Regions from separate parts of the Homo sapiens genome. Here region 2 is linked to region 1. A link is an interaction called in ENCODE POLR2A ChIA-PET data of the cell type or tissue named here. Cell type or tissue: MCF 10A. All regions are shown on one strand. Each heading gives the region's core, and the rest is flanking DNA. Links, peaks and the distances in the headings are about the cores only.

Region 1 (11,805 bases), core at 2,202-10,201:
GTGGCTGAGGGAGGTGACATGCATGGGCCAGGTCTCCAACCCCACTCCTACGCCAGGGGACCCTCATCAGCACAGCATTCAGGCAGCCATGGCCCCTGCACAGTCCTGGATGCTCCCTCTTGGAATATCCCTTCAGTCCTGAGAACCGGGACCTGTGGTCCTGGCTGAGGAGGGACCTTCACTCACCCACAGCGACTCTCAGCACTGAACACAGATCAAAGCACTTGTCTGGAGGGTCAGGGGTCTGACCACAAAGTGAGGGACCCCTTTTCTATGCCAAGTTTTGCCTTAGTTTTCCACATTAGCTCATTGACAACAGTCAACTTAAAGGGAATAGGTGCAATTATGATCCTCATTTTACAGGGTGGAAGTTGATTATACAATTTGGGTCATTATTGTAATGCCCAACTAAATCAGAGTTGAGAGGCCAGGGGAAAAATACTCAGGGCACATAACATTGCTCCAAAAATGTAATTCTCTGCAAGCGTGGCTGCTAAAACTGCCTGTTATAACCTAAAACCAGTTTTATTTAATAACTACTGAAACAAATTGCTGTGACCCTAAGACTAGTTTTATCTGCTACCATCATGCAACAATCAGAGCTTGCCAGCTCCCGAAGAGCTTCTCTAGTGCCGATGGACTTTTTTCAAAACAATACATAATATTTCTCATTCTAATAAAACTCCCAACATTCTCTTTGTTTTCCAAACCAAAGACCACCTAGTCTGTATAGATTTCCCAAATTATTATTCTTACTTCCCAAGCAAAATGTTTTAAATTTAGAGAAACATCTGTTTTTATATTTTATTTGACTTTGACAACAGATGATTTGTCTAGGCACAGACTTGGGTTCAAATGTTGGCTGCAGCCAGGCACAGTGGTTCACGCCTGTGATTCCAGCACTTTGAGAGGCTGAGGCAGGAAGATCAGTTGAGCCGAGGAATTCAAGACCAGCCTGGCAACATGGCGAGACCCTTTCTCTATATTTAAAAAACAAACAAACAAACAAAAACCAAAAAGACAAATCTCGGCTGCACTGCTTACAAACACTGTGCTCTTTGGTGGTTACTTCATCTCTCTGAGCCTCAGTTTTCTCACCCCCTCTGTAAAATGGGGCTGGAAGGAATCAGTCAGATTTTGAGGCTAAAATGCACTGTTTGTTCCCTATGGGGGCTCAGTAAAAAAAATTCACTTCACTCTACACTGCTTAAACATTTACTAAAAGCTTGTGTATCCTAACAGTAAATCATGGGACCTCAATTTTCCAGGACTATTCCAATTTCAAATCCTCTGTCCTAACTTTCCATATAAACCATCAAAATGTTTCAAAAATTCCACTCTCTCAGTATCCAAACACTTCTCAGGCCTCCTCTTGCACAAAGCAGTGGCACACACATTCTTTTTTCACACTACAGATCCCGTTCTTTGGTTCAGAAAACGCAGTCAGCACAGTCCTGCCGGTCCCCTAAAGGAAATGGGGTCAGTGCTCCACTGCAATTCAGACTGGGCTGTTTCCCGGCACATCTATGTAAAGGCAGCCAGGGGGAGGCCGGGCCACAATCAGAGCATCACCCACAGAGGGACATACACTGGGCAGAGGAGTTCAGCCCCCACCTACTTGTACCTGGGAGGCAGCCTGGCGACAGGGTTGCTGTGAAGATTAAATGAATTAAGTTACTATTTGGAGAGCACTCACAACAGTGTGTGGCAACCAATAAGTACAGATTAGTGCTGATAACTAAAACCAGAGGCATCCCTGCAGAAGTTACTCCTGCCTCAAAGACAACACAGTGGCATTGCTCCCATCCAGGTGAAAACAAGGAGAATAGGCACTTAGCCCTGGGCTAGGTGAGGCCTGGCCCATGTACAGAGATAAAGCAGACCCGAACCAGAGCAGGTGGGTTCTGCATTAGTGAACACCAAGAGGCTGGATTTGGCTGGGTGCGGTGGCTCACGCCTATATCTCCACACTTTGGGAGGCCAAGGCAGGAGGACTGTTTGAGCCCAGGAGTTCGAGACCAGCTTGGGCAACATAGTAAGACTTTGTCTCCACAAAAAATAAAAAATTAGCTGGGTGTGGTGGCACATGCCTGTAGTCCCAGGTGCGAGGTACAAGGAGGACTGCTTGAGCCATGATCGGGCCACTGCACTCCAGCCTGATGACAGAGTGAGACCTTGTCTCAAAAAACAAAAAAGACCAGGTTGGACTTGGAGAAGAATCACCACGCCTATGATCCACAAAGTCTCTTCATGCCTTTGCCCCTGCTGTTTTGCCTGCCCTAAATGCCATCTTGTTCCTAAGTTTGAGGCTTAATTCAAATTATGCCTTGAAGTTAGAACTAACTTCTCCCCATGGTTAGAACTACGCTCCACAGTGTCTCCTGATGCCCATCGGAATGAATGGCTGCATCCTCTGGTGTCTCTTGCACCTAGCTTATCCTTTTAAAGTACTTACAGGACCATGGACAGATGGATGGGGACGCACATACACATATACAAACTGTCTTTCCAAATCCACCATGAATCCTTCCAAGGCAGGGGTTCAGCGTTCACCTCTGTAGCCCTATGGCCTAATACATGGTAGAGACTCAATAAATGTCTCAATTTGCTGTTAAATCTGTGCTCACACCTGGTCTTGGAATAACAAGTTAACCTGGGGGCAGTGGGAAGCTTCAGGTGCACACACAAGCAGAAGCTCTGGAGATGCAACATTTCTGGGTCTTAGAACCCATTACCAAATCAGTTTTCAGCCAGGGGCTTACCAAGCACTTCTCAGGTCCTTCTCGGCCAGAGGAAAGAAGACATCTATAAGATCAGGCTCTGAGGTCACCTGGACCCAGCCAAGAGCAGTGTGGACACTGACCTGGTCTCCTCCTGTCTCTATTAGAGTTGGAATGAAGAGCTGATGCTGGGTAGGCTACTGCACCCCCACCAGCCCTTCCAGACCAGGGTATGTGCTGGGTGCCTTCAGCATTCCAGCTTCTACAACAGATCTTGGGAAAAGATAAAGAGGCATTGTCCCTGCTTTCCAGGACCGCAATGCTGGAAGGTGAGCTCTCCTGGGAAAAGATGTAGGGACCACAAATTGCTGGTCTTTTCTCAACCACCACAAACCCGGAGGGTTGGGGAAAGGCAGGGTGCCATGTCTTCTCACTCCCTCCCATCCCCAAAGCTGAGCCCTTCTGGTAGGTTATGCCTGTCCTAGAAAATGTCTCTTGTGTGCCTGGACCTGTAGTTCAGAAGGTCAAAATTGGTCCCTCTTGCTCCTGGCCCCACTCTACCTTTGCCAGCTCAGTTTCCTTATCTGCAAGGTGGGGAATGGGGTGGGGTTTGGCAGCAACAAACCCCACTGTGTGTGAAACCTTCCAGTTCACAGCCAACAAAGCGTTGCTCTCAATTCTCTGAAGCCAATTACCACCTCGGAACCCCAGCTTTTTCCAGGGATAAGATTTGTCTCTGACCTTGCCTCCCTAACCAGGTCTCTGAGACTTGAATGAGAATGCTTAAAACTACCAGAGTATCTTCTGTATGATAAAAGATGAATCGAGGGGTCAGAGACATGACTGATGATATGGTAAGGGATCCTGAATCTGCTTCCATGGTAACTTGGGCTTTTTCTCCTGCTCCAAGCTGTCTGAGGGCCCACCACCTGTCTGGCCTGACCAGGGCCTGCCCTTTCCTGCACGGAAGTGGATGCAGGCAACCTGGATTCTCTGGGGTGCACCCCACATCCCCACTCAGCACTACATCTGCCATACAGAAGTTCAATAAATGCCTCAGCTACTCTGAAATGCCTTCAGTAACTTGACCTTTTATATTCCCCAGCTAATGTCTAATTTGCATATATGAGTCCTTTTTAGGAGATGGCAAATCACCAGAGAAAACGCAGGATCAATACAGAGTATTAGGCACGTTCTATTCTACTCTAATTCTCTGCAAATTGGTATTCCATTAACTGCATGTGGGATTTATGGGAGCTCGCTATAAACTAGAATATTTAACTAGAATGGCCTACTCTGTCAGATAATAGCTTACTGTTGTTAATTTTCAACTAGTCAATCTCAGAAAAGTTTCCAACTTCCAATATACTTCACATCTTGATTTAATCATCCGGAAAGTCATCCATATCAAAGCCTCCATACAACAAAGGGACAGGCAGCTTGATGCAGAAGAAAAAGACCTGCCCTTGGAACCAGGAGACTTGGGTTACACCCCAGCTCTACCACATACTGTGTAATTGGCTGCTCAGAGCCTCCATGTCCTCATCTGTAAAATGGGAGTGACACCAGTCTCACAAGGGAGTTGTAAAGATTAAATAAGACGATACAGGTGAATGTACTCTGTAAGTTCTATAAGGCTATGCAAAGGTTAGTTATTACAAAAGCACAAGATGAAATTCTCAAACAACTCGGGCTAATGACAGAAAGCAAGAATTAAATTGGTGGTTCTAAAGGGGTGCTGGGGTGGCATTTTGCTCCCTAGGGGACATCTGACAATACTGGAGGCATTTTTGATTGGAACAACTGGGGAACAGGAATTGCTACTGGAATCTACAGACCAGGGATGCTTCTAAACCCTACAATGCCCAGGACACAAAGAATTATCAAACCCTAAATGTCAATAGTGCAAGGCTGAGAAACCCTGATCTAAATAATCGCTTAAAGTTGGATTTGGGAGCTTTTTAAAACAGAAATCTTCCTAAGCAGGCTTTACTTTCTCCCATCATCTGCTTAAACATTTGCAAGATGGATCATCTTGCAAAACAGCTCTTTTGTAAGTGAAGCCAACTGCCAACTTCTGGAGTTTCTGAATGTATAAAACTGCTTTTAAAGGAGATGCTCTCTGATTACAATTCGGCTAAATTGTTTTTCCGAAGGCCTTGACTTCGGCAGAAGTTCTCCTGGGCACAGAGACAGGGTCTGTCACTCCACCACTAGGCCCTGAAGATGGTTTCCTAATTCTAATTTCCTCCTGAAATGAGAGCCACGAGGGTCTCTAAACGAATTAAATTCACATCACGCCAACTGCTTGCTAGCTTTGTGCCGGGCACGGTGCCAAACACCTCCACATAATTTATCCCACTTAATCCACTCAACAACCCAGCGAGGTGGGCATTATTACCAGCTGATTGCAAGGGAGGAAACTGAGGACCAGAGAGGTTAAACAACTTGCCAAGGTCACCAGCTGGCCAAGGGGGAGCCCAACTTGAACGGAGGTCTCCAGTTTCCAAGTCACAAGCTCTTTCCACCAGCTTGGAAAACCCAGGTGTCAAGTTGTCTCAACTTCCCATGAATTTTTAAGGCAACCGCAACTTCTCAGTAAGTTTAGGTAGCTGAAAATGGGAATTTCGGGGGGGCTGGGCACTCTCACATACACTCCCCCATCTGCAGCTGTCTCACCGCAGGTACCTGATAAATCATTCCATATCGTCCGCGGAACGGGGAGGATTTATTGGCTCTGGAGTTTCGTGCCAGGCCCAGGAAATGCCATCTTTGAAAGCCGAGAGGCGGATTCGCCCTGGGAGCCGAGCGCTGGCAGCCGCTCTCGGCTAGCTCCCCGCGGGCTGTGTGCCCCCTCGGAGCCCCGAGCCGGGGTCGCGGCGGCACGGGGTCCTCCGGAGGTGCCGGACGCACGGGCTCCGCGGGTTGCGCCCGCCCCTGCCCGGCTGGAGCGCACGCCCACGCTCCGGCGCCGCGTCCCGGCCGCCAGCCCGCCCCGGCCGAGCCCCACCCGGCGCCCCGCCCGCGCCCTCCCGCCCCGGCCCCGCCAGGTGAGCGCAGCGGGGCGCCCCCTCCCCGCCCCGACGTGGTGCGGGGATCCCGGTGCAGCCGCACCCGCCAGCCCGCCCGCGCGTCCGCCGCGCGCCCCAGGGACGGGTGGGGGCGGGGTGGCGCCGAGCGCGACCCCGGCCCCCGGCAGCCCCGCACCCTGCCCCCGGCCCGCTGGGGTCGCACGGGCCCGTACCTGCAGCATCCGGGGGCGCGGAGCGCCCAGGTAGGTCGCGCGTGCGGGCGGCGCGGAAGCTCGCTCGCGGCGCGACCTGGCCGCCGTCTGAGCATGCCCAGTGCCGCCCGCGGGCGGTTCCCGCCGGCCGGGCTGGCCGCGACGGGCCCGCGCGCCGGGCGGGGGGCGGGCGTCCGGGCTGGCCTGCGGTGTTCTCCCGCCCCCGCCCCGGGCTGGCGCGCCCCGACGCATCTCCTAGGGGCACCGGGGCTCTCCGCCGAGCTCCGGGCAGGTCCTGAGTTCCCTCGCGCATGCATGCAGCCATTCGTTCCACAGCCATGACTGGGCACCTACTGTGTGCCAGGCCCTCAGTGATTTCATGCCTAGGGAAGGCAAGAAGTCGGCGCCCAAAGAAACTTTGAAATGAGGAGTCTTGCACGACGGGTGCGCGGTTGAGCTGAGGTCCCGCTGACTTCCAGTCCAGTGCTCGTCCCTTGGCACTAGTAAGCTTCCCTGGTTAAACCTCCCCAAGGCTCGTGGGACCCCTACCTGATCTGTGCTCCTGCTTCCCACCTCCGTCTCATCTCACACCTGCCTTCCTGCGGATCCTAGAGCGCCTTTCTGTCCATCAAACACTCGAACTTCACTAACCTCAGGACATTGGCGCCCGCCTTTCCCTCTGTGGGACGTTCTTGCCCAGCTTTTCACGTGGCCGGCGCCTTCTCATTGTACATAGGTCCCCTCCTCAGAGAGGCCTTTCCTGACCACCTTCCTCGATTAGCCCTCTGCTCCTGACCACTCCGTGTACTCTGTTTTCTTCATAGCATTTAACAGTGATTTATCCATTTTCAGCAAATATTTATTGAGCACCTATTCTGGTTTTTCTCGCGTGGGGAACAAATAGACAAAAATTCTGTCCCCCAGTGGAGTTTGGGGAAAGAGGGACAGGTAACAGATAAACAGCAAATTAGCAAACTATGCATTATATTAGAAAGTGATAAGTTCTAAGAGGAAAAAGAGCAGGGTCAGGAGATTTGGGGCTGGAGGTAAGCAGTGAATTTTCAGTGAAGCGGTCGGATAGGGCCCTTGAGCTGATGGACGGTCTGATTGGGTGACACTGAGAAGGTGATAGTGGTATTTCAGCCACGCAGATAAGCAGGGAAGAGCATTCCTGGCCGAGGGAACAGCCAGTGCCAAGACCCAAAAGAGCGCCGGACCGCTTAGGGAACGGCAAGGAGGCAGAGGAGCAGATGAGGTTGGTCACTTTGGCTTTTCCTCCGATTTGTTTAATTCTCATGTTGTATTTCCCTCCTAAATGTCAGCTTTGGGGCTGTAGCTCTGCTTGTCTTTACTGCAGTGACCCCCCTGCAACACTGTCTGGCACACACTAGGCGCTCAAACATTATTTGTTGAATATGTGAACGAAGGGATGCAGAGATGGTTGGAACCCTCCAGTCGGGCCTGGGTGCCAGGTCCTGGGGGCAGTCGTTCCAGGGATAGACTGAGGCCTCGGCAGCCCCTGGAACCTCATTTCGGTCCTTGTCCCGGAGTCGCACGTCCCGGGATAGCGCCGCTGCAGCGGGTGCCGCCCGTGCATCGCGTCGGGGGGATTTCCGACGGAGCCCGGAGTCCAGGGGCAGGACCGCCCGCGCCCCGCCCGGCCCGGCCCGGCCTCGAGTCGCCAGCAAAACCTGGAGCCGCGGCGCCCGCTCAGCACCACTCGGACGGGCGGGGAGCGCACTGGGCATGCTCGGAGCCGGGCGGGGCCGGAGCCCCCGGAAGGAGGAGCCCCCTGGAGGGGCAGGCGACGCCCCCCGCAGAGCTCCACCCAGCGCCCCCGGGCTCAGCAGGAGGCATTCTCTGTCCTTTCCCCACTGCCTTATCCTCTCTGTGCTTCAACCATTGTGAATACCTACGCTTCGATCTGGGCACCCGAGTGGAAGTTGAGTGAAATAAGGAACGTGAACGTGTTTAGACCACCTTAAAGATCCATTTCTTGAGTGCCTACCAAAATCAGCCGTCATCCTCATGCCAGTTTGCCAACTGCTGAGATGAGGAAACCGAGGTCAACGGAGGATGTGTGAATTTTCGAAGTTGTCTTAATCTGCTGACCCCTAGACTGAAATTACCTTTTCTTTTCCCACAGCTAACAGCTGTTAGCTTAAACGATGCCCTCAACTTTGAGCTAGGAACATGCTTACACCTAAAGGAAAGACCTAAATATTTTAAAAATCATGCGTTTTAAATCACCATAACAGAAGCAGGAACAAAATGAAAGAATACTCCCCAAATTGGAAACAAACTAAGTACTCAATAACAGAGGGATGATTAATTAGGTTATGGTATATTAGTTGAAATAATAACTATCTTACACTAAGTTAAAAAGACCATGTTGCAACAGGGAAAACACGGTACAATGTTAAATGAAAAAAAAAAAAACCGCAGAAAACAGGTCGGGTGAGGTGGCTCATGCCTGTAATCCCAGCACTTTGGGAGATCCAGGTGAGAAGGTAGCTTAAGCCCAAGAGTTCAGGACCAGCCTGGGCAACATAGCAAGACCCCATCTTTACAAAAAAAAACTTATCCAGGTGTGGTGGCATGCACCTGTGGCCTCAGCTACATGGGAGGCTGAGGTGGGAGGATCTCTTGAGCCAGGAAGGTCAAGGCTGCAGTGAGTTGTGATGGCACCATTTGTACTTCAGCCTGTATGACAGAGCGAGATTCTGTCTCAAATAAAAAAAAAAAAAAAAGCTAAAAACACAAATAGATTGTATAAACATGGTGTTGACACATTCACCAAGACTGGAAGGAAATATGGGAAAATTAACTAGTCATTTTTTTGGAGTAGTAAGTTTGGGTGTTTTTTAAAAGTTTATTAATGTCACAATGACATGTTTGCAATAATAAGCATTTAAAAGATCAAATTAAAAATTCTTGTTTTGTGTATATCCAGTTACAGTAACTGCTATTATCAAGCTCAAGTACGATGAATATTTTATATATATTCTCTCTTTAATCCTTACCATCACTCTACAGAGTGGGTGTTTTAGCTCAGTTTTACAGAAGAGAAAACAATCTAGGGGCTGTTCACAGCTGTTAAGGGGGTGAGGATTTGAACACAAGTCAATCTGATCTCAAAGTCAGGGTGTTAGGTTTTAGGACACACTGCCTCTCTGTGTAGTAGATTACCATGTATTGATGATAAGAGAAGCTATATGTCATCTAATTTTGTAGGGTTTTTTGCCTTATTTTCTCTACCCTTTGATGTGTTTGTAGGCTACAGATTACCTTTAAATGTTCTAGTCTCCTGTTACTGTTTTATTCTTGGGGCCAAAATGTTAAAGTCTATCCTTTTAAGCTGTTGCATCTGGAGTGACATAAGGTTATTATTACCAATGACAGTTGATCTTATATCATAAGCTCCCAAACCTTACGTAAATGGGGCTTTTGAATGGGCACATAATCTTCTTAGGCTATTGTTGAACTCAGCCAAGTGTAGAGCAAATTAAAGCCCAATTGGGAATAGAGCTGTACTCAGTCCCAGATCGACTGGTCCAGAGAGGACCCACATAGATTATCGTCTCTGGGCATTCACTTTGGAGGCAGGATCACAACATGATGGAACCACCTGGTCCATGGACTCCTCAGGGACTTTTCTGTGATGAAATGACAGAGAGCTGATAGTCCTGATGATGTTTGCTGAGAGAAAGCCAGGACCGTAAGAGCAGCCCTCCTCCTGCGAAGCTCAAAAATATAGTCACCTCTCTCTCTTAGTGCCAGTAGACTGTACCTGGCTGAAAGATCCAGAAACCGTGAAAAACAATAACAACAAAGAAAACAAAAGAGCATCATTTTATTGGAGAGTAAGATACGCTACAAACTGAATATACATCACAGGTAATGGACCAGATTCGTAAAAGAGGAACAAGAGATGAACATCTAAACATAGTTATTAGCAGCATTCCCAGAAGCTGCCATTGGGGCAGAAAATCAGGTGCCAGGCACTGTATGCAGGCAATTGGTTAAGGGAATTTATAGGAAGAGTTTCCTGGAAGAATCACTGAGGATTGTCATTCGCATCAAGACTTGGGAAGTCTGCCCTACTTGTACTGCTCCAGTGATTTACAAAGCAGTGCTCTGAGCTGAGATGCTAATGCTCATCAATTATTTGTGCTGTTAATGCAAGCTTATGAAGAGCCCGAGAATCCATAAATACATGGGCAAGTGGTGCTGTTAGAATGACATGAAAAGAATATGATGTAAAATACACATGGTATGGTATGTGGGAATTCAGTAGGTTGAACTATAAATTGCCAGGCAGGGTGCAGTGGCTCCCACCTGTAATCCCTGCACTGTGCGAGGCTGAGGTGGGAGGATTGCTTGAGGACAGGAGTTTGAGACCAGTCTGGGCAATGTAGTGAGACCCTGTCTCTACAAATAAGAAAAAAATTAGCTGGATGTGGTGGCACCCATGTGTGGTCCCAGCTACTTGGGAGACTGAGGTGGGAGGATCACTTGAGTCAGGGCGGTTGAGGCTGCAGTGAGTCCTAGTTGTGCCACTGCACTCCAACCTGGACAACAGCAAGACTCTGTCTCAAATAAATAAATATGAAATTGCCATTTTATGGGTCAAAATGGTTGAACATCGGTAACTTCCTGTATTTCAATTTAATGCATACACATAGAACAAAAACTAGAAAAACTGCACCAAAATATTATTGGTGGTGTGTCTGACTATTGCATTTATGTGCAGAGAGGCAGGCTACAGAAGTTATCTTTTACAAATTAGGAGAATTTCAAGTCTTTGGGTGTCTATTTTTTGTATGTCTTTATAGTTCTCTAAATCTTATGTATGTTTCTTTCATAATCTGGAAAAATGAAACAAATTCAAAAGTTGGCAAGCTAAAGAAAATGATGTAAAGAGAGGGAAAATGACTACTCCAGAATTGCTCAAAAAAAAGTGAGAGGCTCCTTTCATGGAGGGTGAAGCCCACCCTGCCTACCGACAAAGAGTCACCAGGCATGGTGAATGACAGCAAGATGTTTATTTCTGGCTCAGGAGCGAGAAGGTGGTCAGCCAGGAGCATGCTAGAGAAGCGTTAGTCAAATTCAGGACACTTCATCCCCTGAGCCTGTGTTCTAAGGCTCCTGGACTCGATGAATCTCACTTTGAGAAACACAAACATTTCAGCCTAATGTTTTATCCATTGAAAAATGTCTTTCTCGGCTGGGCAAGGTGGCTCATGCTTGTAATCCCAGCACTTTGGGAGTCCGAAGCAGGCAGATCACCTGAGGTCAGGAGTTTGAGAACAGCCTGGACAGCATAGTGAAACCCTGTCTCTACTTAAAAAAAATACAAAAATTAGCCAGGTGTGGTGGCACATGCCTGTAATCCCAGCCACTTGGGAGGCTGAGGCAGGAGAATCGCTGGAACCCTGGAGGCAGAGGTTGCAGTGAGCCAAGATTGCACCACTAACTGCGCTCCAGCCTGGGCAACAGAGTGAGACTCCATCTCAAAAAAAAAAAAAAGTCTTTCCTCTGCAAATTATCACTGTAAAAGAGGGATTTTGTCTGTAAAACTGATAAATTTGAGTACAAGAGCAGTGATGAAGGGATTGTTGTCAATTAGACATTGGTAGATTCATTCATTAAATATTTATTATATACCCTACTATGTATCAGGCACTACTCTAAGTGCTTGGGAGACATCTGTGAACAAAACAAAAATATCCCTGCTCTCATGGAGCATACGGTCTAATAGAGCAAGGTACAAGGAACAATAAACATCATAAATAAATGAATTGTAAAAAGAGCAGGGTAAGTATAGTAGGGAGAGGGATGGGGGCAGAGAGTTGTAATTTT
Region 2 (11,805 bases), core at 2,236-10,235, 55 kb before region 1:
AAATAGTTTCATCAAAGAATTTTTCAAACTCTCAGAGATTAAAATAAAAACATAATGTTTGAGCCAAGACATAACAAGAATACATACCCTACCACTGTGCAGTTCTACTCCATAGAAGTCGAGGGTCCGCGCTATGTTGATATAGCAGGATTCTGCTTCTGATTGTTTTAGCCCACTACGGAAGAAAAGACAAAAAGCAGAGTTCATCCAATAAAGAGAGGGCATTAACTCCAATTTTAAAAAATCTAGAACATTTGATACCATTTCTGTAAGGTTATTAAATGCCTTATGTTATCAATCTTCAGCAATCTAATGCTAAATTCTACTAAAGCAAGTTTTTATTCTTATCCATTGAATGTGACTCCCTCTAGACCCTCTTGTTTTTAAATTAAATAATACTTCCCCTTTAGTGGGCTCACAATATTCAGACGGAGAAGACTGTTACCTTTCAGAATCCCTGCCCTAATTATTCCAAGTTGCTAATTAGTAGGGAATCTTTAGGTCTCTCTGCCTTTATCTCTTCTTTTGGCAGTGGCCTCAAACTTTCAAACGCCACTGGCCCCGTACTATTTTAGGAGATTGACTTCTGCCCTGGGAGTAATTCTGGGAGAGAGGTTTGGCAATGCCTTCTTAGAAAGGACACTTGGTTGCCTGGCCTTTGTTTTTATGGCTTTCCCAAGAAGAGAGCAGCCCCTTGAGAGCTGGCCTTCTTGGTCAGGGTGGCCTTTATTTGACCTGGACTGCACAGCTGCTGCTGTAGCTTTAAGTAAAACAAGGAAGGGGAAGAGCAGCCAGAATTGGGCATATGTGTTGGAGCTGAGGCTCGCAACAAATACGCAGGGGCAACTGCAGAAGACTCATGCTCCCCACTTGGACATAGGGCACTTTTCATGAACTGAACACAGGAGACTGGTCAGCACTGTACGTCCATCTGTCTGTCTGTTTAACAAGACCTGAAGGAACAGCTTGTTTTATTAAATGTGGTAAACTGCTAAGAGGTTTACCTTGGTACAGTCCATTGGTGGGGCAATCAGATTTCAAAATGGGCATTTCCTTCAGGAATTTACTGATTTCAATGACATCCTGAAAAGGACGCAGCAGCTATCACCCTAAACTCTTACTGGATTTTACACTTTACAGAAATGCTAGTTATGCCAAATATATCTGCCACCATACCAGCTCAAAGGTTCAAAAACCCCCGACATCTTGAAAGAGGATTCATGCACAAAAGAAAGAGGCTGCATCAAACACAAAGGGATATGATGTCTGAAAATACCCAACCCAAGTCCCCAAAGTAGGCCACCCCAGCCCCCCTCACCTGTGCTGCTCATGCAGAGATTCGACTTTTGTTAAAAAGTCCTCATTTTGATCGGGTATAAAGTGACTATCGGAAAGATAGCCTGGATGATGTATGGAAGAATTATAGTCTCCAAAATGAGCTATCAAGACAGAAGAAGGGGAAAATCATAATTAGTTTTGCCTTTTTAATATGGTTTGCATTTATAAGCATCTACAGCATCATCAGAATAACATTAATTAGAAATACTCTTCTGGTAAGTTCTACACCACATGAACTGAAGCTTCTCACTAGCTCCAGATTCCACACTTATCTGAGCCTTCACTATAGGCTAAGATACTATCACACATGATCCAATCAAATTCTCATTCTCCCCAAGGACACAGAGGGAGAAAATTAGGAGACGGTGTTTGAACCTAGGCCCTGTTCTAATCCCACACCTCTTCCATACACTGTGGTCAGCACAGCAGTTTGCACTCATGCCACTGGATAAAGAGAACCCACTGGGGGAAATGCCACAATCCATATGCCACACACGGTGCAGGCTTTCTCTGCCATACCCCAAGGTTACCATAACACTGGACCAATCTGCTCTAAAAACTGGGTGTAGGCAGAAGGGAGGCCATGCCGACCTGACCACTCTCCACATCCTGACCCATCCCCTGGGATTCAGGGAGGTGTGGAAGAAAGGGGACCAGGATGTGCTCAGAGGCCACAGGGACAAAAGGTGGGTGGGAGTGGGGCTGAATGGTCAGGGCTCAGGCAACAGCAAAGTTCCTAGGGAGAAAGACACATTCTAAGGGGAGTCAGAAGATATGAAGAGAGATTCTGGGGCTATCAGGGGAATCACATTAGGGACCTGCAGGTGCAGAGGGAAAAGGAAGGGTGACTTCCAGACTAGCCCCTGGGCAAAATGGTACTGCTCCCTTGAGACCCTTGACTGTTGTCTGCCAATGTGAATTGAATTGTTGATGCCTATGATGTGATGGGCATTCTTGAGAGTTGTGCAGTGCTCAACCTGTACAAGTGTCCATGGCTGCCTCAAGGACTCAAACCATTTGGGTGTCTGGACCATTGAGGAAACTGGGAAAAAGGATGGCACCAGGTGAAGAGCAAAGGACCAGGCTTATGGGACCTGAGGACATCCATTTCCCTTCTCCACAAGTTTTCCCATTTGTCTAAAAACAGAATTGAGGAGATAATCTCTACCTCTAATGGGGCAACCGATCTCGTATTCCATTTTCTTGACAAACAAAACAAAAAAAAGCTTCTACTTCATCTTTAAAAAAAAAATTAGTCCTGATCTTTCCAAATATTTTAATGAATTTCTTCCTGTAGCTCGCTGCAATGCCAGGAGCCTCCTGAGGACTCTCAATTCAACACCAAAGATTTCCAAATCAAATAACTCCTTCTCTGTTACAAGGGCAGAGTATGGGAAAGATATGGTGATACTTTGTGGCCAATCTCAGAAGGGAAGTGGGTGAGACAGGTAGCTGCTTGGGTGAATTTCACCATGAAGTTGAAAGGGCAATGCAGCCGGGCATGGTAGCTCACGCCTGTAATCCCAGCACTTTGGGAGGCCAAGGCGGGTGGATCACCTGCGGTCAGAGGTTTGAGACCAGCCTAGCCAACATGGTGAAACCCCATCTCTAGTATAAATACAAAAATTAGCCAGGTATGATGGTGCATGCCTGTAATCCCAGCTACTTGGGAGGCTGAGGCATGAGAATCGCTTGAACCTGGAAGGCAGAGGTTGCAGTGAACCGAGACTGAGCCACTGTACTCCAGCCTGGGTGACACAGCCAGACTCTGTCTCAAAAAAGAAAAAAAAAAAAAGGGAAGATGCAAAGGTTATGTTTCATTCAGCCTTGTTCACCTAACTGCCCTCACAACACAGGGCTGCTCTTTTGAGATCCACACCATAACGAAGGGATCTGTTTCCTTCCTACACTGTGCCTCAAGTGCTGGGAGTGGGTCAGACTCACCTTTAGGGCCCCCAGCACCAGGCATGACACACAGTAGGTGCTCAGAAATTTGGGTGCTCAGAACTGATCTGTACAGAGGCTGATGCAAATTTCAGTTCTGGAAGGGGAAAAGGGCAGAGAGCCAAGTGACCAATGCATGCAGACTTGGTCAAGGTTAGACCAGAGGCTGTTAAGGCCAGCCAAATGTGGCCAAGCTGTGGAAAGAAATGTCAAGGCTATGTGGCTGGTGAGTTTGTGCAGGGTTAAGCGCACATGGTGCGTTCACAGGAAATCATTTAAATGCCCTGACACAGCATGCCCAATGAGGAAATTGCTAGAAAGCATTAGAATCACTTCCTTCAAAGCTCTCATGTTAAGAGTGAAGAAATTGCGGTCTGGAAAGGAAAAGACACCTTTGGGACAGGGTCAAGATCAGAACCCAGGTGATCTGAACCCCAGTTAGTGCTCCTACCACCCCACCAGCCTGCCTGCCAGGCCTGTGAGCCGCTGCTGGCCATTTGATGGCAGCAATCATGTCCCCAAAGGCCAACCAAATGCTGTAAATGACTTTTCCTGATCCTCAAGGTGGAGTCCTATGAACCTTTACTCTGTTGGTTTCATTAGCTCATGGAGATCCTCCTGGATCCCAATAAGGTTATCCATCATACCAGTTAACAGTCCCATCCCTGGTATCATTCTGCAAACATGAACAGCAAGGTTCTCTCTTTAGGCAAGTTGCTGACAAATGTTCTGAGCTTCGAACACAACCAATGAGCCTCCCTGTGGGGTGGTTTTCCCTTTAAATCCTAAGCGGCCACTCTGTGCAAAGCTCTGTGCTAACCACTAGGGGGAAACAAAGTTAAACAGTGATAAACATTTGCAAAACACTGGGCGGTTTCACATCGATTTCAATGATGTCATCCCACTTGTTACTCATGGTAACCCTGTGATATAGGCAATGCTTTTTATCCCCACTAAACACATAAGGAAACAGACCCAAAGGGGTCTGCCACTGTTGCTCAGCTGCTAATTTGGAGGCTAGACTCTGACCATAGTCCCTGCTCTTACCTACTTACTATACTATATGCTCCAAACTCCTAAGTAATCCATTTTCCTATCTGTGAGAAAGCAACACATGCAAAAGCTAATTATAGCAAACAAAAAAGGAAGTGCTTATGTGGGAAATACCTTGTCATTTTAAGTTCCATGCTTTCTTCTGGTTGATAATATTTTATGTTTTGCAGCAAAGAGAGGGTATATCCCAGGTTCCAAAGTACAGCATTTCAAGCTGCCCGGCTGTTGTACTTGGAAAGACTTTTACCTGCTATTCATTCAACTCCAACCTGATCTTAGAGGCGGTTCTCAGGGGTCATTCCTAGGACGTTTTCCCAGATGCTCTCCCCTCTCCCTAAGCAGGATGAAGTGCACCCCTGGTGGCCATCTCCACTGCTAGTATCATCCACATCTGCCTCCCTACAGGCTGTAGACTCCTTGGGGAGAGCAGTGTGTTTTATCCATCTGTGCACCCTGAGGCTGGTACAGACCTCTATGTGGCACAGGTGCAGGGAACATTCTGGAATAAACATATATTCCAAAAAATATACTTTATTCTTTGAGCCTCATAAAGCCTTGGCAGGCCATTAACAATTTTCCATCATTGTATATTTTTGGGTACTTTACCTGAAGATCACTTTTTTTTTTTTAAGAGATGGGGTTGCTCTGTTGCTCAGGCTGGTGTGCAGTGGCATGATCATGGCTCACTGCAGTCTCTAATTCCTGGGGTCAAGCAATCCTTCCACCTCAGCATCTCAAGTAGCTGGGATTACAGGTGCAAACCACTATGCCGGACTTTATTTTTTATGTAATAAGAAAATGTGCTTTTGGTTAGCTGGTCACAGTGAGGACTTATATCAGATGCCCCTCTTGGAAGAATTTAGCAAAATATATCATAAAATGTAGGTGTACCTTTTGATCCAGTAATTTCATATACAATAATTAATTTTTTTTTTGAGACAGAGTCTCACTCTGTTGCCCAGGCTGGAGCACAGTGGTGCAATTATGGCTCACTGCAGCCTTGACCTCCAGGGCTCAAATAATCCTCTCACCTCAGCCTCCCCAGTAACTTGAACTACAGGGGTGTACCACCACACCTGGCTAATTTTTGTATATTTTGTAGAGACAGGGTTTCACCATGTTGCCCAGGCTGGTCTCAAACTCCTGGGCTCACGCAATCCGCCTGCCTCAGCCTCCCAAAGCGCTGAGAATACAGGCGTGAACCACCGTGCCTGGCACAAGTATTAATCTTAAAGAAATGTATGCTCTGCAATATATATATTTATTGAGGGTGGAGGGATAAAAGCTTATACTTAAAACTGCTTGCCTGATAAGCCATGATTCTATTAGCATGACAGTAATGTGACTATTTCTACTGAAGCCAGTTTGTACTTTTTAGGTGCCCACAACTTCTTTAGCCCCCATTCTATCAGTTCTTTGCAGAAGGGAACCTGACTACTGAAGCCTGCGATAGAATTCTTTATTTGCTTTTTAAATTTTACTCTAAATAGAATTTACTGTTTACAACAGGCAATTCCCTGACAGCTTTCTTCTGGGCAGACATGAAAATACAGTAAGAGCTAACACTTGACACGTGCCATGCACTATTCTAATAGTTTTACATACAGTCACTCATTTCATCTTCACTACAACCCTTGAAGGAGACACTTATTATCCTCATGGGTCAGGTAATGAAACTGAGGTCTGGAGAAGCTCAAAGTCGGGCAGGTACAAGTGGAAAAGGCAAGACCTAGGTATATGGCTCCAGTCCAGTTCTCAATGACTCAGCCAGGGATGGTCCAACAATAAAGAATTTTTAGTTACAGATCACCTTCACATTATTGCTTAATTTGAACCAAGGTAGCCATATTGAGAGCTGTCTTAAATCACTCACCTCAGTTTTACAGGTGAGAAAACCAAGATTAGGAGAGGCAATCCCACATAACTGGCCACCGGAGACATCAGATTTTTTTTTTTTTTTTTTGAGACAGGGTATCACTCTGTCACAAAGGCTGGAGTGCAATGGCATGATTATGGCTCACTGCAGCCTCAACCTCTGGGGCTCAACAGATACTACCCCCTCAGTCTCCCTAGTAGCTGGGACTACAGGCACCGCACCACCACACCCAGCTAATTTTTCTATTTTTTGTAGAGATGGGGCTTCATAGTGTTGCCCATGCCAGTCTCGACCTCCTGGGATCAAGTGATCCTCCTGCCTCAGCCTTAGAAAGTACTAGGACTACAGATGCACACCACCATGCCCAGATAATTCTTCAGTTTTTGTAGAGACAGGGTCCTACTATAATACCCAGGCTGGTCTCAGACTCTGGGGTTCAAGGGATCCTCCCGTCTCAGCCTCCCAAAATACTGGGATTACATGCGTGAGCCACCACACCTGGCCAGGGATGCCAGGATTTAAATTGAATATGCCTATATTCTAGTTAGTGTTCCTGCCTCATAAACCTGAAGCTCAGGCTGTGAACACCAAACTTGCTCTGAGACATGGGGAGGCTCAGTCTCCTCAGCTGATTGGCCTGGCAGACACAGAGTTCACAAGGTCTACAGATCATAAGAATACAAACTGGTGACCATGCCACTTCCCATATGGATGTGAAATGGCCGGGCCTGTCCCAGGTATATTGTAGGGAGAAGGGAAGGTTCAAATCCACCCAGGCCCATTCGCCTGTTTTGAGTTTCCCACTAAGGAGGAGGCGATGCAGGTATCGATGGAGAGACTAACTCTGGTACTCGTCTTACTCGTGAATAGGGTCATCTTTGATGTCCCCTGCCCTCCACCTCCTGGTTCCATGCAGGTGGGTGGGTAAGCTGCAGGCCCAGCCACCTTGCTCTTCACCTCCTTCATTTCTGTTCTTTCCTGGTAGGGAAATAGGCAGACCTAGGGCCACCTCAGGAGTCCGTCAGCCTTCTCTTGCTATTTTGCCTGTTCTGAGACCAGAGCAGGGTGTGTAGTTCAGCCAGTGCCTGCTCTCAGACCTGATCATCTTGCTGCCTTATCTATCTATCACACAGTAGGTCAACAGGGTAATAGGCCAAGATGGTTTGGGCTTCTGGTAGAGGAGATTTCTTAGGTCTGGAGCTGCAAATGGCTCTACCTGAGTACTATGCTGATGAACTGTACTGCCACCACAAAGCTAGCTACTATAAAGTGACATTTTGCTCTCATCTGGCTATACGTTCTTTTCATTGTGCCTACCCAGCATCTACCCACAGGACTTGGAAGGGAATATACCCTCGATAAAGTTTTGCTGATTGAATGAGCGGATTCCTACTCCAGTTTAAACCAGCCTTCAAGAAAATTCCATCTGGACTTTCTATCCAATATGGTAGCCACTAGCGACGTGCGGTTAGTCCAAATTGAGATGTACCGTCAGTGTAAAATCCAGACTGATTTTCAAAGACTTAGTATAAAAAAAATGTAAAATATCTTGCTAATAACTTTGTACATTAAGTTAAAATGCTAATATTTTCAATATATTGCATTAAATAAAACATAAAAAACCTCCTGTTTCGTTTTACCTTTTTTAATGAGTGTACTAGAAAACTTAAGTTACATATATGATTCACATTATATTTCTATTGAATAGCACTGGTATAGATCAATATACAATCCATTAGCTATACTGCAACTCTGAAAAGAAATTCCTAAGATCCCAGTAGTGTTTTAGAGTAGCACCAACCAAGCAGCAGGGGTGACTCCTAGCAAATTTCTTAACCTAGCTGGGTCTAGGTTTCCATGTGTATAAGGGATGACTGATACAAATATTTGTCCCACTGGGATTTGTATGAAGATCAGATCAAATGCCTGAGCAAAGTTTCTGGAAAATGCAATGTGCAACAGCTGTCTGCTGTCTGATGGGCTCCCTTGGAGAAAATTTCACACCACAGTTCATTCATTCCTTTCCCCTTAACCACCTTCCTTAATCTAACATCCCCATGCTACAGGAGAGTGCCAGTCTGAGTAGAAACACATATCTGGACAGCCAGAGATATGCTGCCCAGCAGGATTCCTGGGGAAGAGGGACTTGGTCAAGCAGGAGGAACCAGTGACTTTCTCCACACACTGATCAGAACAACCTGTCCATCCGTGAAATGCTCCCTTTGTGACTTACATTGTACGGCATAGGACGCTAGAACCACTGCTGAGTTAAGAGGGCAGGTTAACCTGTCAGGAGAAAAACATATTAGCAAAGTCACAAGAACCAACAACAGCCTTAAACATTGACAGATCATGCGTAGTAACACATGTCTTTCTTTGCTTTGATCAACCATTACAAAACAACATGAATTGTAACAAAAGCAACTTTATGCTGCACATAAACAGTAAAGGCAAATGTAATACACTAAAATTTTTTAAAAATAAAACCTTTTCATGTTTAAAATAATATCCATCACAAATACCATGAAACTAAAGGACTAATGCTGGCCAGTGTTTTGGCTGCTCAAGAAGGGTCAGGCTCTTATCTCTAAGAGGGGAAAAAAAAGTAAAAAAATTGTACTCTGAGATCAATGGGCAGCCTTTAAATCTTTCTAGTAAAGACCTGAGACTCATCATAGGGCTCTCTAACTAAATTCCTGAGTTCTAATGACCCTTTGGTTCTAGATTACCCTCTTTCTAAAATAGTAACATCCTCTTAGGAGGGACAAGTAGAAAGGTATTTTCAATTTTAAAACCTGCAATTCCTTAATTAAATTAACTAATTACGATGACTTAGGATTCCTTTATCTATTTGCCCTCCTGAAGATCTACAGAGTTCAGTGATCTGTCTCTCAGTCTTCGTGCCATTCACTAGTAATCATGGACTTGGGTTGGCCTTGTTCTCCTTTCCTCTTAAACTCACTGCTTTCCCAGGTGCCCTGTTTCTGCCAATGACTCCACCTCTGTCTTAGGCACATTTTGAATCCTCTGATTGCTCCCTTTTCTTTTCTGCATTCAACTGCAGACTCCACGGCCTGCCCAGGAGCTCACCAGCAGACCTGGAGCAGGGGTCACTGCTGGGCAGAACAGGTTAGGGGAGGGCAGGAAGAAGGGCTTGAAGGGTGGGGAGGTCTCTGATAAACGGAGGAATCCTTAACAGCAACACTGGGAGCCACTGGGACTTTAAAAATTCTTCCCAGCACCCCAGTGGGAAGTGGGGAACACAGTTTCTATGGCAGCCCGTGAAGTACCCAAGATGTGAACCACTCCGCCTTTCTGACAATGCGGCCCTCCAGGGGTTCCGCTTCCTGTCCACTGCACTGTGTGCTGGTTCTGCAGCTGCATATGAAGTCGACTTTCCCTATCTGAGGGGCCCCCATTGTTCCTCAAGTGATGCTGTGTTCCTGCTGGGACTTGCAAATAATCTCCCCAAGGTTACAGATGAGGTCCAGGGATCTCACCTCTGTTTGTTCATCTGGAAATCTAGAGAGCTCGTGGGGAGGATAGGCAGAAACAGGATGAGTATCAGCTATTTGCTCTCCTAACAAGATGGGGTTTGATTAAATCTACGCCAGTGTCCTTGCTGGAGAAAGAGGAGGTGAATGGGATTTGGGGAACAACTTAGAAAAGAGGCTGAGGAGGTTCCCTCTAGATGGAAGAAACAATCCTATGAAGAAACCAGAAAGAAAAACATTCCAAAAACTGTTCCAAATACATACTAGGGAACACCAGAAGCCTCTGTTCTGCTCTCAACTTGGCCGCATGTTCCTAAACACATCCCTTTCTTTCACCTTGGGCTTCAGGGTCTTCACCTGCTGAGTGAAGGGCTTGGATGAGATCAACCATCTTGGAAAGAAGGAGATGACACCTTGAGTGCCGGCTACCATGGACGGCTCAAACAAGTCGGGACAATTTGACACCTAGGAAAAGTGCTCCATATGTTCCACTGGGCCTGTCAAAAGACCCACAGTTACAAATACACAAATCCACATCTGAGAAGCGTTTGGTAGCAGAGACCCTCTCCTCAGAGAGGTGGTGAGGACTTGACAAGGGCCACAGATCTAAGCCAGGATGTGGCCTTAACAGATTTGCCCTGATTCACATGGAAATAACAAGGGGCATTTTGTTTGGAGAAGAAAAACTGAAGACAACCCATTATTTGGAGAATTAGACTAGAAGTTCCTGAGGAGGCAAGGCCCTGGCCTTATTTGACCAGCGTAGTTCGGTGCCTGTCTCATAAAAAGGTGACTGCAAACTATCTGTGGAAAAGACTAAGTGTGCAGAAGAGAAGGAAAGAATGGGTTTCTGCAGCTGCTAAGGACAGCCTGGACCCAGGAGAGGGGTCGGTAATTTCAACCTTGAGTTACCCTAAAATGTAAAAATGCTGCCTCATGAAAGGGTGAGCTCCCCCTCACTGGGGGTGATCAAGCAGAAGCCTGAAGACCTGTAGATTGTGCTGGGGAAGTGACTCATTCCTACCTTGAATGGCAGGATGAGCTAAGTGATGAGAATTCTATAATTCTATGAGTGCTCAATAGTCAACAGCTCTGGAAATCCTTTCCTCAAGGTGTCTCTTGCTTCTAACTATCCACCTCCTCTCTCCACAAACTTCACTGCCATGCCCCCAGGTCTCTGGCCTGGATGCTACAATAGCTTCCTTGAAGGCTGTCCATTCCCTTCCATCCAGACTGAACCGCCCCTGGCCTCTGCCAGTCTTCCCTTGTGCACAATGATACTATCTTTGTGGATATGGCTCTTGCCACATCCTTCCTGCTTAAAAACCTTCAACAGTTCTCTTCTGCCTGCTAGATGTAAGATGCCCGCCTACGTAGGACACGAACAGCCCTCTCTATTCTCCTGTAAGCTCTCAGCATGTGGTTTCCAAGTGGGACTGTCGGGGGTGGGGTGTCTTCTCACTGCCCAGGGAAATCCACCTCCTCACTTCTCTACCCAACCCAATTCTGGCTCATCCTAGCAATCTATAAAGACTTTTCTAGCTCACACCAGCAGGAGCTCCTCAAGTCTTATGACAACTGTTGTCTCTACTGCCCATATTGGTTCTAATTGTTTCCTAATTGCTTCATGGGATACTGTCTCATTTCCCCAGTGAGACTCCAGCTCCCTCATGGTACAGCACGCTGGTAACCTCTGAAGACCCTCCTCTCCAGGGCTAAACTCACAGGGGTTGGGGGTGCGGTGAAGAGACTGGGAATAAGCTGTGCTCTTCCCACCAGTTTACCTGCTGCAGTTTCTTCCCTAAGTCAAGAAAAGGAGGTAGCTCAGGGACCATCGGCTTGGAATTTCCTCTCCCTTCTAGCTACTGAGATGGTCTTGGTAACACAAGAAGCACTGAATCACAGGCAAATGAGCAAAAAGCCTCCCAGAGAGAAAATGAGTCATCCGTGGGTACTAAGGGGCTCAAAAGTGGACCCAAATTAGGCCTGATCTGCCTTCCTGAATGAAGCCCATTGTACATTCTGGGTCCCCTCCTCCCTTTAAAATTTCTCAGGTCTTTACCAGAAAGATAGCTGCATCCTTTGTAATAAAACTGAAAT

Evidence for each region. ChIA-PET counts read pairs that join two places held together with the same protein. Peaks named below come from ENCODE experiments on the same cell type or tissue, not always from the same donor. Only the 100,000 strongest peaks of a DNase experiment are listed, where the experiment ranks them.
Region 2: POLR2A ChIA-PET joins it to region 1 with 11 read pairs; 3 of 35 experiments call an interaction of 5 or more read pairs at or near these places.

The regions. Positions count from the first base shown.
Region 1 is chr9:109,492,255-109,504,059 of GRCh38, forward strand. PTPN3 (protein tyrosine phosphatase non-receptor type 3) reads right to left here and starts at 6,053. Exons shown (of 26, transcript NM_002829.4): 1 at 5,965-6,053. In MCF 10A, for the core only: no CTCF peak of the experiment used is centred there; a DNase peak (open chromatin) is centred at 5,427.
Region 2 is chr9:109,436,796-109,448,600 of GRCh38, forward strand. PTPN3 (protein tyrosine phosphatase non-receptor type 3) reads right to left here. Exons shown (of 26, transcript NM_002829.4): 7 at 8,445-8,497; 8 at 1,319-1,439; 9 at 88-175. Among named protein-coding and RNA genes, the nearest start is that of PTPN3, 56 kb to the right of the region's middle. In MCF 10A, for the core only: a CTCF peak has its summit at 4,084 (motif pointing right); DNase peaks (open chromatin) are centred at 4,136 and 6,086.